Linked DNA regions of Mus musculus: region 2 is linked to region 1. A link is a contact called in ENCODE Hi-C or POLR2A ChIA-PET data. All regions are on one chromosome and are shown on one strand. The core of a region is the stretch at or near the end of the contact, and the rest is flanking DNA. Distances in the headings are between cores, read along the strand shown. Region 1 holds the start of Catsper2 (cation channel, sperm associated 2). Region 2 holds the start of Hypk (huntingtin interacting protein K).

Region 1 (5,183 bases), core at 797-3,296:
TCTTCTCAGCCAACTAAAAGCAGACACCACAGCAGAAATCCACGCAACTCTTAAATCGCTCAATGTACGATGGGATATGTAGTCTTGTGGAAAGCAGGCACAACAATTTTTAGTAGAAAGACAAGTCTGAAGTCAGGTGCCTGGGGCATTCAGAATAAAAGGATCATGAAATGAAGGCTAACTAGGCAATAGGAGACCCTATCTCAAAAGAAAAAGAAAAAAAAAAGAGGCTAGAGTAAGAAGAGGTCAGCCTAGAGTGTACAGAGACTTGTTTCTTAAGAATATATATGTTCTCATGTGTGTGTGTTTCAATGGGGATTGGACATGCTAGGCAAGCACTGAACCATATTCCAAAGCCTTGACTAAAAACTCTAATTGTGTAAGAGCCCACAATTCTTCAATTGTATGACCTCCTTCAGACAAAGAAGCCAGACCCAAGCGACACCCCCTCAGTTAACAGCACCATTATGTAACTATGATAAATTCGGAGAGAACACGAATTCTAGAGACATATAGATGCTATCTATAATGTGTAATCAATGTGACTGTCAACCACAGAAGCCTGAACTGAAACACAATTTGCTTCCTGCCTCTTTAGGCAGTCTTCACTACAGGACTTTTGAGTGTGACCATCTAAGTCAGAGAAGCTAGAGATGTTAACAATCCCACTGGGTCAGAAGCAAAGGTAAGTTACAGTGTAACTATCACACTCTGTCTTACTGATACTTTTGAACAGGTTTGAATTAAGGGTCATTGTGCTAGGAGGGAAAAAATATTGACATCCTCTAAACTGTATGCCCTTGTAATAAATAATTGGTAAATTATCCTATCCACTACTCTAAGTGACAAAACTAGAAATCCTATTTGCTCTCCCTTCCCAAGCAAAGTTTTTATTTGGGGTCACACCCACTCGATAGAACTTACCCTTTTCTTAGGTTAAGCAGTGGTAACTTTCTTATCCAGAATGTTATCATTTTCTAGAATTATTTAATACTGAAATTATGATAGGTCCTAGTGAAATAATTCTTGTTGGTTTACTCTTTTAATAAGAGGCCTCTGCAGCTTAATGTAAAATAGTGTAAGCCATGCCATGAACCAACTAATGGCCTGTCTCAAGAAAGCACTTAGGATCTTTCTGCAGCTACAGAGTGACCTTGGTTAGAAACCAATGGCTCTAATGGGGTGGAGACAAAAAGAGAAAAAAAAAAAACCCCAGAACCTCACCACTTAAAAGAGGACCTCTGCCTCCTCTCTGAAGGCTTTGGGATGCCAGCCTTGTCTGCAGACCTGGGGACACATACACTGACTCACCTAGATACTGAAAGATAGACCGGAGGGGGAGGGGATGGGAGAACCCTCCACATAGGAAGTGCTGCAAGAACGCGGAGGTAAGGACGTGGCCCTACCCTGGAGTTTAGGCTTTCTGCTTTCCGGATCTGCCCCCGTCCCCACCCTACCTCGTCCTCACCCCACCCCCCACCCCGGGCGGAGCGCCTCCCGGTTCCCCACCGACTGGCAATGAGGCAGCCGCAGCCAGGCCTGCTAGATAGTGGAGGGCGCCCGCGCTGCGTAGGCCCAACCGCTCCCGCGCCCAGCCGGTCCTCCGGCCCTGATCCCGCAAAGTGGCCTCACCAGGGGGCGAAGAACTCGACTAGCATGAGCCCCGCCGAGCCCGTGTCGGAGACGCGACTCTCGAAGTTTTCGTCCGTCAGTTCCAACACATCGGAGGCGGCGGCGAGACGGGCCGAGGCGAGCAGCAGCGCCACGCCCGGGAGCAGAGCTAGGCAGCTGAAGCGCATGGCGGCGGGTCGCGGTCGGAGGGCCGGGACCGGAGAAATGAGATGGGAGAGCCCGCAATCTGCAGCCGCTTGCCTGCGCTCGCGCGTCTGGCCCGGGCAGACCCGCTGCCGAGGTCCCAACCCCCTAGGCCTGCTCGGGGCCCGCAGTGTGGCAGCCGCCGATTGGCTGCGTCACGCAGCGTCGGGCGGGCGGAACAGCTGGTAACTGCCGATTGGCGGGCGCGCGGGGCGAGGCGGGGCGGACGCTTAGGCGAACGCCCGCCGGTCTGGCTGTGGCGGAGGCCTGGACGGGGGGTCGGTGGGAAGTAGGGGGCTCAGCGAAGCCGGAGCGGCCCTGAGCGCCACCCGCTGGGGAGGAGTGAAGCTCTGGGCGCCGGCGCGGAAGGCGGAGGGGTGAAGTCAGGGCTGAGTGGGCGGAAGTGAGGCCCGCGAAAGGGCTGGAGGGGAGCTTGAGCTGTCTGTCCGGCTCCCTCCCTCCGGGGCATTGGGGCGCGCACGCACTTGAGCGCACCGCGACACGTTTTCCAAATGTCAGGCTGTTGCTTTGTCCAATTATAGGGCGTAGTAAGTCTACATCCTGCCGCTGCCCTACCTCGTATCCTGCTTTGTCAGGTCCACGTGAGGTCTGTATTCTTTGTCCAGCCTTAGGCCTCTGCCCTCCCTGCCTGCTGCTCCCCCCCCCCCCATTGTTGTTTGTTGGTTTGTTTGAGAGGGTGGGTAGCTGAGGATTGAGCCCAGAACCTTGCACATTGCTGGGCAAGTGATCCAACACTGGATTACATCCCTAGTCCTCTTTTGACTTTTTGAGTCATGTTCACACCAAGGTGTCCAGGCTGGCCTTGACTTCATACTGTAATCCGCGAAGGTCTAGAACTTTCCATCCTCTGGCCTCAGCCTCTCGAGTGGCTGAGACTGATAGTGTGCACTACGTACTAATAGGCACAGGCTCAGCTTTCACCTTTTTTTTTTTTTTTTTTTTTTTTTGAGGCAAGGAGGATTGGCTGCCCTGGAACTCACTATATAGACCAGGCAAATGTGGAACTCAACAGAGATCCACCATCCTCTTGAGACTGGAATATCTGTCTACACTGCCTGCCTTTTAAACTGATTTTTGTTTGTTTTTCAAGATAGTTTCTCTGTGTAGCCCTGGCTGTCCTTCACTAGGCTGTCTTTGAGCTCTGAGATTTGCCTGCCTCTATCTCCAGAGCGCTGGGATCCAAGCCATGGGCCACCTGCCTAACATTTAAGCCTAATTTTCAAAAAGAAGTGTTTAATTACAAATGCTGTCAGAAAGTGAAAATAACCCGAATATTTAGTTAGCTGTGAAGATATTTCTTATGACTTTTGTTTTTGTTTTTTTTTTGTTGTTGTTGTTGTTTTTGGCTTTTCGAGACAGGGTTTCTCTGTGCAGCCCTGGCTGTCCTGGAACTCACTTTATAGACCAGCCTGGCCTCTAACTCAGAAATCCGCCTGCCTCTGCCTCCCAAGTGCTGGGATTAAAGGCGTGCACCACCACTGCCTAGCTTCTTATGACTTTTATGTCTTTTGCTTAGATGAAAAACAAAATCCGTACCGAACAACAACAAAATACCTTTGAGTCTTTCAATGTGTTTATTCTTAACTGCTCATAGCTTTTTTTGTGTGGGCTTCTTGAATCTCTAAAAGGCAAAGAAGCTGGGGGAGGAGAGAGCCTGCTAATTGTAGTATAATTCTTAAGCATGACATCCTTGGTTCTACTTTCTTAACAGACATGGCACAAGAACAAGGACATTTCCAGCTGCTCAGAGCTGATGCTATCCGTTCAAAGCTCATTGACACTTTCTCGCTCATAGAGCATTTGCAGGGCTTGAGCCAAGCCGTACCAAGGCACACTCTCCGGGAGATACTTGGTTAGTAACCCTCATTCACACTAAACGTGATATTCCTGTCCATATCCTCAAGAGAAAGTGAGACATACTTAAGGGTGGAGCCAGGAATAACGGTCCATGACTGAATCCGGGGTCACTTGGGCTTTAAATAATAAAGACCAGCTTGGGTTACATAGCCAGGTCCTGGTTCAGAAAACAAAATGAAACAAACAAGCAAACAAAATTAGAGCCGGCAAGAGTAAAGGTGCCTGCAGCTAATAATGATAGCCTGAGTCTGATTCTCAGAACCTACCTGGAAGGAGAGAACTGATTCCCAAAAGTTGTCCTCTGGCCTACACATGTACACACAACACACACATACACAACTATTAGAAAAAAAGAAAAAGAAAAAAATTAAAAAGGAAAGAAAGAAACCAGGTATGGGTGAATCCCAGCACTCTGGAGGAGGAGACACCAGGAATTCAAGGCCATCCTTGGTTGAGAACAATATGAGTAAGGCCAGAGAAAACATAGCTTAGTGAACATAGGCACTTGCTCTGTAAACTAAGCTCTATCTTCAGAACCCATATGGTACAAGAATACAACCTACCCCTACAATTATGCTCTGACCACCCCCCCACACGAATAAATGCTATTTTTTTATGTTGTTTTTGTTTTTTCGAGTCAGGGTTTCTCTGTGTAGCCCTGGCTGTCCTGGAACTCACTTTGTAGACCAGGCTGGCCTCAAACTCAGAAATCCTCCTGCCTCTGCCTCTGCCTCCTGAGTGCTGGGATTAAAGGCATGTGCCACCACGCTCAGCGGTATTTTTTTTTTTTAAGTACAAATAAAAGAAAATTTAGGGGGGCTGGTGAGATGGCTCAGTGGTTAAGAGCACTGACTGCTCTTCCGGAGGACCTGAGTTCAAATCCCAGCAACCACATGGTGGTTCACAACCACCCATAGTGAGATCTGAAGACAGCTACAGTATACTTATGTATAATAAATAAAATCTTTTTTAAAAAAAGGAAATCTAGGGATAAGAAGCAACATGACATGTGATAAACTCAGAGCTTTATGAATAAAACTCTTAGAATCTATGTATAGGACCTCTAATCACTTCCTCTGAGTCCTAGTTGGGTACCCTGACTGACTTGGAAAAGTTCACACCAAAAGTACTTAAAACTTTAAGGTTTCTGGGCTGCTGGTAGTGGTAGCACAGGCATTTAATGTGCGTACTCAGAAGGCGGCAGCCGGTGGATCTCTGAGTTGGAGAGAGCCTGCTCTACACACCAGGTTCTAAAGCAGCTGGGACTAAAACAAAATAACACTTTGTCCCTGTTGCTTTCATGGGCACAGTCAGTGTTAGTGAGAAACTACACATTTTCACTTTCAACTAATTCTCAGTTGCTTTGGGAAAGAGCACCTTACAAGGCAGAGGAGGGTCCATTATTTCACTGGCATCCCTAACCCAACGCTACCTGCTCGCCACAGTCCTCCAGCCGGCCTGTATATTTATCTACTGTCCTTTGTGTTTTG
Region 2 (5,183 bases), core at 1,325-3,824, 43 kb before region 1:
TTAATCCCAGCACTTGGGAGGCAGAGGCAGGTGGACTTCTGAGTTTGAGGCCAGCGTGGTCTACAAAGTGAGTTCCAGGACAGCCAGAGCTGGGCTATACAGAAAAACCCTGTCTAGAAAAAAAAAAAAAAAAAAGTGGGAATGGGTAAGGCCCTAGTTTTTATTCTTAGTACCTTAACCCCCTACAAGACCCAATGATAACCAAGCAGTTGTACTACACATCTTTATGAAGGCAGAGGGAAGCAGAGTTTGAGGCCAGACTGGTCTATATAGTGAATTCTAGGACAGCCTGGGCTACAGAGAAACCCTGTCTCAAAAAGATGAAAGGTAAATTATACCCACACATAGACTATCAACAAACTGCCTATAATTATGTAACATGAAAGATGTAAAAAATTACTAATAAATAATAATGGTGAGCACTGAGCCAGATAGAGTACACAGAAGCTGAGGCAAAAGGGTTACAAGTTTTAGAGCAGCTTCAGCTACATCTCAGTCTCAGGTGGGAATACTTGAGTATGCATTCTTACCCACGTATGGATGGGCTTATGGAACTCAGAGGTCGGGTGGTGGTCCCTTAGTCACTCTAATTCTGGGTTGGTGCTGACCTCACAAAGCCTGAAGTTCCTGATTAGACCAGCACAGCCCCCCAGTGCAGGGAGGGATACAGGAACATCCCACCACTCCTGGATTTTTAGGGAGTTACTGGGAATCCAAACTCATTTTGCTTTTGAGGCAGGTACTTACTGAGTCACCTCTCCAGGCCTGATCCAACATTTTGATATCTGTGTTCCCATTTCTAGAACCTAAGTGTTTATTCCAGTTGTTTGTAAATACAGTTGATAACTTAAAAGCCCCCAAAACAGATGCTAGCCTTTGATACTCATAAGCTAGCCTGGAGAGTTAGTTGAAGCAGCTTTCAAGTTAGGGAGGGGTCTCAGTTTGGAAACAGCCTGGTTTATACAAGAACAGATCCAAGGGGAAAAGTGCATAAGCTATCCTAGAAACATATGCATTTGGATCTTTTGCAGAGGATCCAAATGTACTCTACATTGCCAAGAAAGAGCTAGTCAGGTGAGTGATACTAACATACCACTTAGTATCTGCTGCTTAGAGCTGGCAAGATGGCTTGGTAGAAAAGGGCACTTAAATTTGTTTCCCATGTGGTAGTTATTAGAAACACTATGGCAGTAGAGGAATCACACACACAATATAAGAGCCTGCATTTGAACATTAGGTACTTCTTTATACTGATTGTTCACACAGTTTCATCAAGGTCCAACATAGAAACTGACAATAAAATAGAATATATAATGCATTTGATCTGAGATGAAACTGAAGAAAAAAAAAAAACAGCAAAACAGAACACTTTATTTCAGTCAGTCAGTCAGTCCAGAATGTCTAAAAAAGCACATTATCAGTTGGTTAGGGCAATAAGAGCCTCCACCACATTGCCCATGTGTTCCCTCAAGCTCCTTTCTGCTGCTGCTCGAGAGATCTCCATTTCCGTCATCTGCAAAAGGGAAAATCACGTCACCAAAGCCTCTTCTCCACTTGTTTCAGGAGCCCAAATTAGGTAGCACTTCTCTTGTGAATCCATTAAAAAATTAATACTCACTATCAACTCCAGATCTTCCTTCTTGATAGTGACCTTCGCCAGTTCCTTCTCCCTGTAAATATTTATACATTTCTTTTCATTCTCTGCCTCTGCTATAAACTCCCAGAAGGAACACTCCCAGCTACTCACTGAAAATGGGTGGAACAAGGTTTACTGAAAATAGCAAATAAACGCGCCAACTCTTTCCCCTGGAGGTTTTACAGTAAGGTATCCTGGAATCTTTCCTTCCACTAACAAAGTTGTAATCCCTAGATCTGTAGAAATTGGTTAAAGACGTAAACTTTTTTTTCCCCTGGAGAACGAGGACCTACCGGTAGTGCTGGTGGTGTGCTTTAAACTTACCGCTCTTGTTTGGCCTTTTGTTCCCTGGACCGTCTGTCTCCAATGACGGACATAGCCTGTAGAAAACACGAGTCAAGTTATCTACCACCGTGCCACGCAAATTTTCTGATCTAAAACGCAATACCAAAAATAAAAACCACGTGGTTTTCAGGTATTCACAACTACGAGTGTTCTCAGGACCAAAGGACTACGCCTAATTTCGTGCACATGAGATCTATTTAGGCCCAATCTCTATCGAATTCTTAAGCAAACAGCAGACTGGGTGGGTGCTGTCGCTTAGCCCCACCCTACTGCCAAATCCCACCATTGCTATCAGCCTTCCCGGAGCCCCAGTGAGCAGCAAACCGGTCAGTCTCACCTCTCTCCCGCCCCTCTCTCAACCCCTCATACAAGCTCCCAGCCAACTTCACCGTTTCAAGATTCGAACTCTGGATCTCCTTCTCCTCCGCATAGTCAGTAACCCGCTCTAGGTCAGCAGCACCACTGTCATGTTTCCTTGGCTTCTCGGGAGGCCGCTCCGGGCCGCTGGTCTCGGTCTCTAACTCCAACTCCACGTCTCCCTCGGTCGCCATTTCGATCTCACCGCGCCGCCGCATAGGCTGCCGCTTCACAACTTCCGGCAACCCTCACAGCTTCCGCCCAGATAAGGGGCGGGGTAGGCGTGGACCACACCTTTGTGCCTGTCTTGAGAAGCTTCAGCTAGCAAAGAGGTTCGCTTTTGACTTCCTCTCCAGCTTGTTTTCTGCAGTCTCCTTCGACTATCTGTTCACTACCCACACCACCAAGGCACATTGTTCCTAAGAGCAATCCTTTCACACATAGAGACACACACATGGAATTCTGTCCAATCAAGGTGGCTAATCCTAAACCAATTAAAAAACCTAATCCCTAGACCTGATAGGCCAACTGCTCCTAATCTCAGAATAACAGTCCGAATGATCCCGAATAGGAAGCCCGGCGAAGGCATCTTCACAAGACTATTTGCATCTATCTACCACTTCCTGGTAACCTGTATTCATTTTATGACATGTCTATGCTGCCTTAAGACGAATGATTAGGCCAGCAAAGCGACTGTCCAATGGGCGAAAATCCCGAGAAGCTGCTGTTTCTCGTCAGTTTTTCCAATACTGGATCTACATCTAACAAAAATGATGGGTGCAAAAGTTGTCACCGGCCGGAGCACCACCCAGGGTCTTGCACAGCAGCACGGTGGAGTCAGTAATGTAGTGGAAACCCCCTTCAATCAGGTGAGACATTTGGGAAGAGATAGCTAAAAAGCTAGGAGTTGGGATGAGAAACCTGGTTCTTTGCCTGGGTAATAGGTAAACATCTCATTCCACATTCCCAGCCATAGATCATTAGGAAAAAGTTAAGTGGTTCAAGAATACACCAAAGTTTAAAGTTCTTGCAATGAAAACCTTACTAGTGCTTTGTGGAAGGTAATCCTAAGAGGCTCATAACCAGACAGAAGGATGGAGGGTTTGGGAATTTGACCATTGGTTAACCCCACACCCTTTGAAAAACTCTGCATTGCTTCTATCCCCAGGCATCCTGCTGTGGACCTGTTTCTTGGACCAGTGGCTGCCACTCTCTGACAGAGTCTAGGTGTAGCCGCCTGCTCTACATCCTCCTCCACGTGGGAGCCTCAGCAATCTGCTGCCTCCTGCTTTCGAAGACAGTGGTAGAAAGGGTCTGGGGCAAAGCACATGGGGTAAGTCGGCAAGGGTTGCAATGTGAGGGAAAAAAAAAAACCTTTAAGATTTGGGACAGGGAGCAAAGGAGTCAACCTACCAGTAAAAAGTTGAGACTGTCCATAGATTGTGGCTGGCCCTGACTTTTCTCACAACCAACTCCCTGCAGATCCAGATGCCCTCAGTGCTATGTGCCCACCTGTTTGGCAGCTCGGACTGCCCAGTTCTCAGTGGCTCTGGCGCTGTGTATCGAGTGTGTGCAGGAACTGCCACCTTCCACCTGCTGCAGGCTGTGCTGCTAGTTCGCCTCCACTCCCCCACCAACCCTCGGGCACAGCTGCATAACAGGTTTGTGTTTAATTTTTTGGATGGGGATGGGATAGAGGGAAGTAGACACAAGCTGGCTAAAAGAAACTCCAGGATGAAGAAAGAACACTGTAATAAAGAAAGTATGTTTATAAACTCCTGGGCTCTAAATTTTAAGTAATAGTTATATGCAAACCTTCTCTAACTGTAGTGTTGCTCAGATGTGACTGTGGCATCCGAGTTAGAACTTGGACTACAATGGGTTGGGGCTGGTTCCACCTGCCATACTTTTTTTCTTTCTCTCCTTTGCCTATTCTCCTCAATCTGGTTTTCTCTCTACCCTAACTAGCTTCTGGAGCCTCAAGCTGTTGTTCCTGTTAGGTCTCTGTGTCGTTGCCTTCTGCATCCCTGATGAGGATCTCTTCCCAGGTACTCTTCATCTTACACTGTGATCAGCAAGAGTAGGCTACAACTTCCTACTTAAGAGCAGGAAGCTGGACTTACATTACACACCTGTAATCCTAGCATTCAGGAGAGTGAAGCAGGATTGAGTTTGAGACCTGCCTAGGCTATGCAGCATTTTAATCAAAAGGGGTGGGGGTTTGGGGGGATATGATACATCATGACCAGCCAGAGCTAAAAGTTCCCAATGGTGCCTGTCTTGCAGCCTGGCATTATATTGGCATCTGTGGAGGCTTCACATTCATCCTATTACAGCTGGTGCTTATCACAGCCTTTGCCCAGTCCTGGAACAAGAATTGGTAAGGTTGGGCTGGAGAGATGGCTCAGAGGTTAAGAGCACTGACTGCTCTTCCAGAGGTTCTGAGTTCAATTCCCAGCAACCACATGGTGGCTCATAACCACACATGACACACACACATTTGTAAGAAGCACCTAACCCTAAAGGCTCCTCCAAGGAGGTTGGCAGACATTACTCAGTACAGAAAGGCTAGGCAAAGGCCATAGCACGTTTGCTCCCATGGCCTCCCAGAGAATACCAAAATACTCAGGAAATCAGATATTTAATGGCATTTACTTGTGATCCCAGCACTGGAGGAGGAAAGAAACAGGAGGGCCAATAATTCAAGGCCACAAAAAAACACAAGCAGAGCAGGGAGTTCCAAAGTCAGCCTCTTAAAACAAAGAGGCACCAGGCATGGTGGCACATGCCTTTAATCCCAGCACTTGGGAGGCAGAGGCAGGGGGATTTCTGAGTTCAAGACCAG

Evidence for each region. A loop is a pair of places that touch in the nucleus more often than their neighbours do. ChIA-PET counts read pairs that join two places held with the same protein, here RNA polymerase II (POLR2A).
Region 2: POLR2A ChIA-PET joins it to region 1 with 43 read pairs in Patski. The contact joins the promoter of Hypk here to the promoter of Catsper2 in region 1. A Hi-C loop is called at or near these places in 10 of 37 maps with a recorded cell type or tissue (T-helper 1 cell, T-helper 17 cell, adrenal gland and 4 more). POLR2A ChIA-PET finds 5 or more read pairs at or near these places in 4 of 5 experiments (Patski and embryonic stem cell).

Annotation. Positions count from the first base shown.
Region 1 is chr2:121,410,655-121,415,837 of GRCm38, reverse strand. It overlaps Catsper2 (cation channel, sperm associated 2), which reads left to right and starts at 2,046. Exons shown (of 13, transcript NM_153075.3): 1 at 2,046-2,422; 2 at 3,548-3,688. The coding sequence starts at 3,550. Pdia3 (protein disulfide isomerase associated 3) reads right to left here and starts at 1,936. Exons shown (of 13, transcript NM_007952.2): 1 at 1,633-1,936. The coding sequence starts at 1,799.
Region 2 is chr2:121,454,479-121,459,661 of GRCm38, reverse strand. Hypk (huntingtin interacting protein K) reads right to left here and starts at 2,574. Exons shown (of 4, transcript NM_026318.3): 1 at 2,371-2,574; 2 at 1,961-2,016; 3 at 1,619-1,670; 4 at 1,222-1,513. The coding sequence starts at 2,556. The coding sequence ends at 1,418. Serinc4 (serine incorporator 4) reads left to right here and starts at 2,898. Exons shown (of 12, transcript NM_001025371.2): 1 at 2,898-3,207; 2 at 3,507-3,671; 3 at 3,821-3,999; 4 at 4,307-4,386; 5 at 4,625-4,718. The coding sequence starts at 3,109.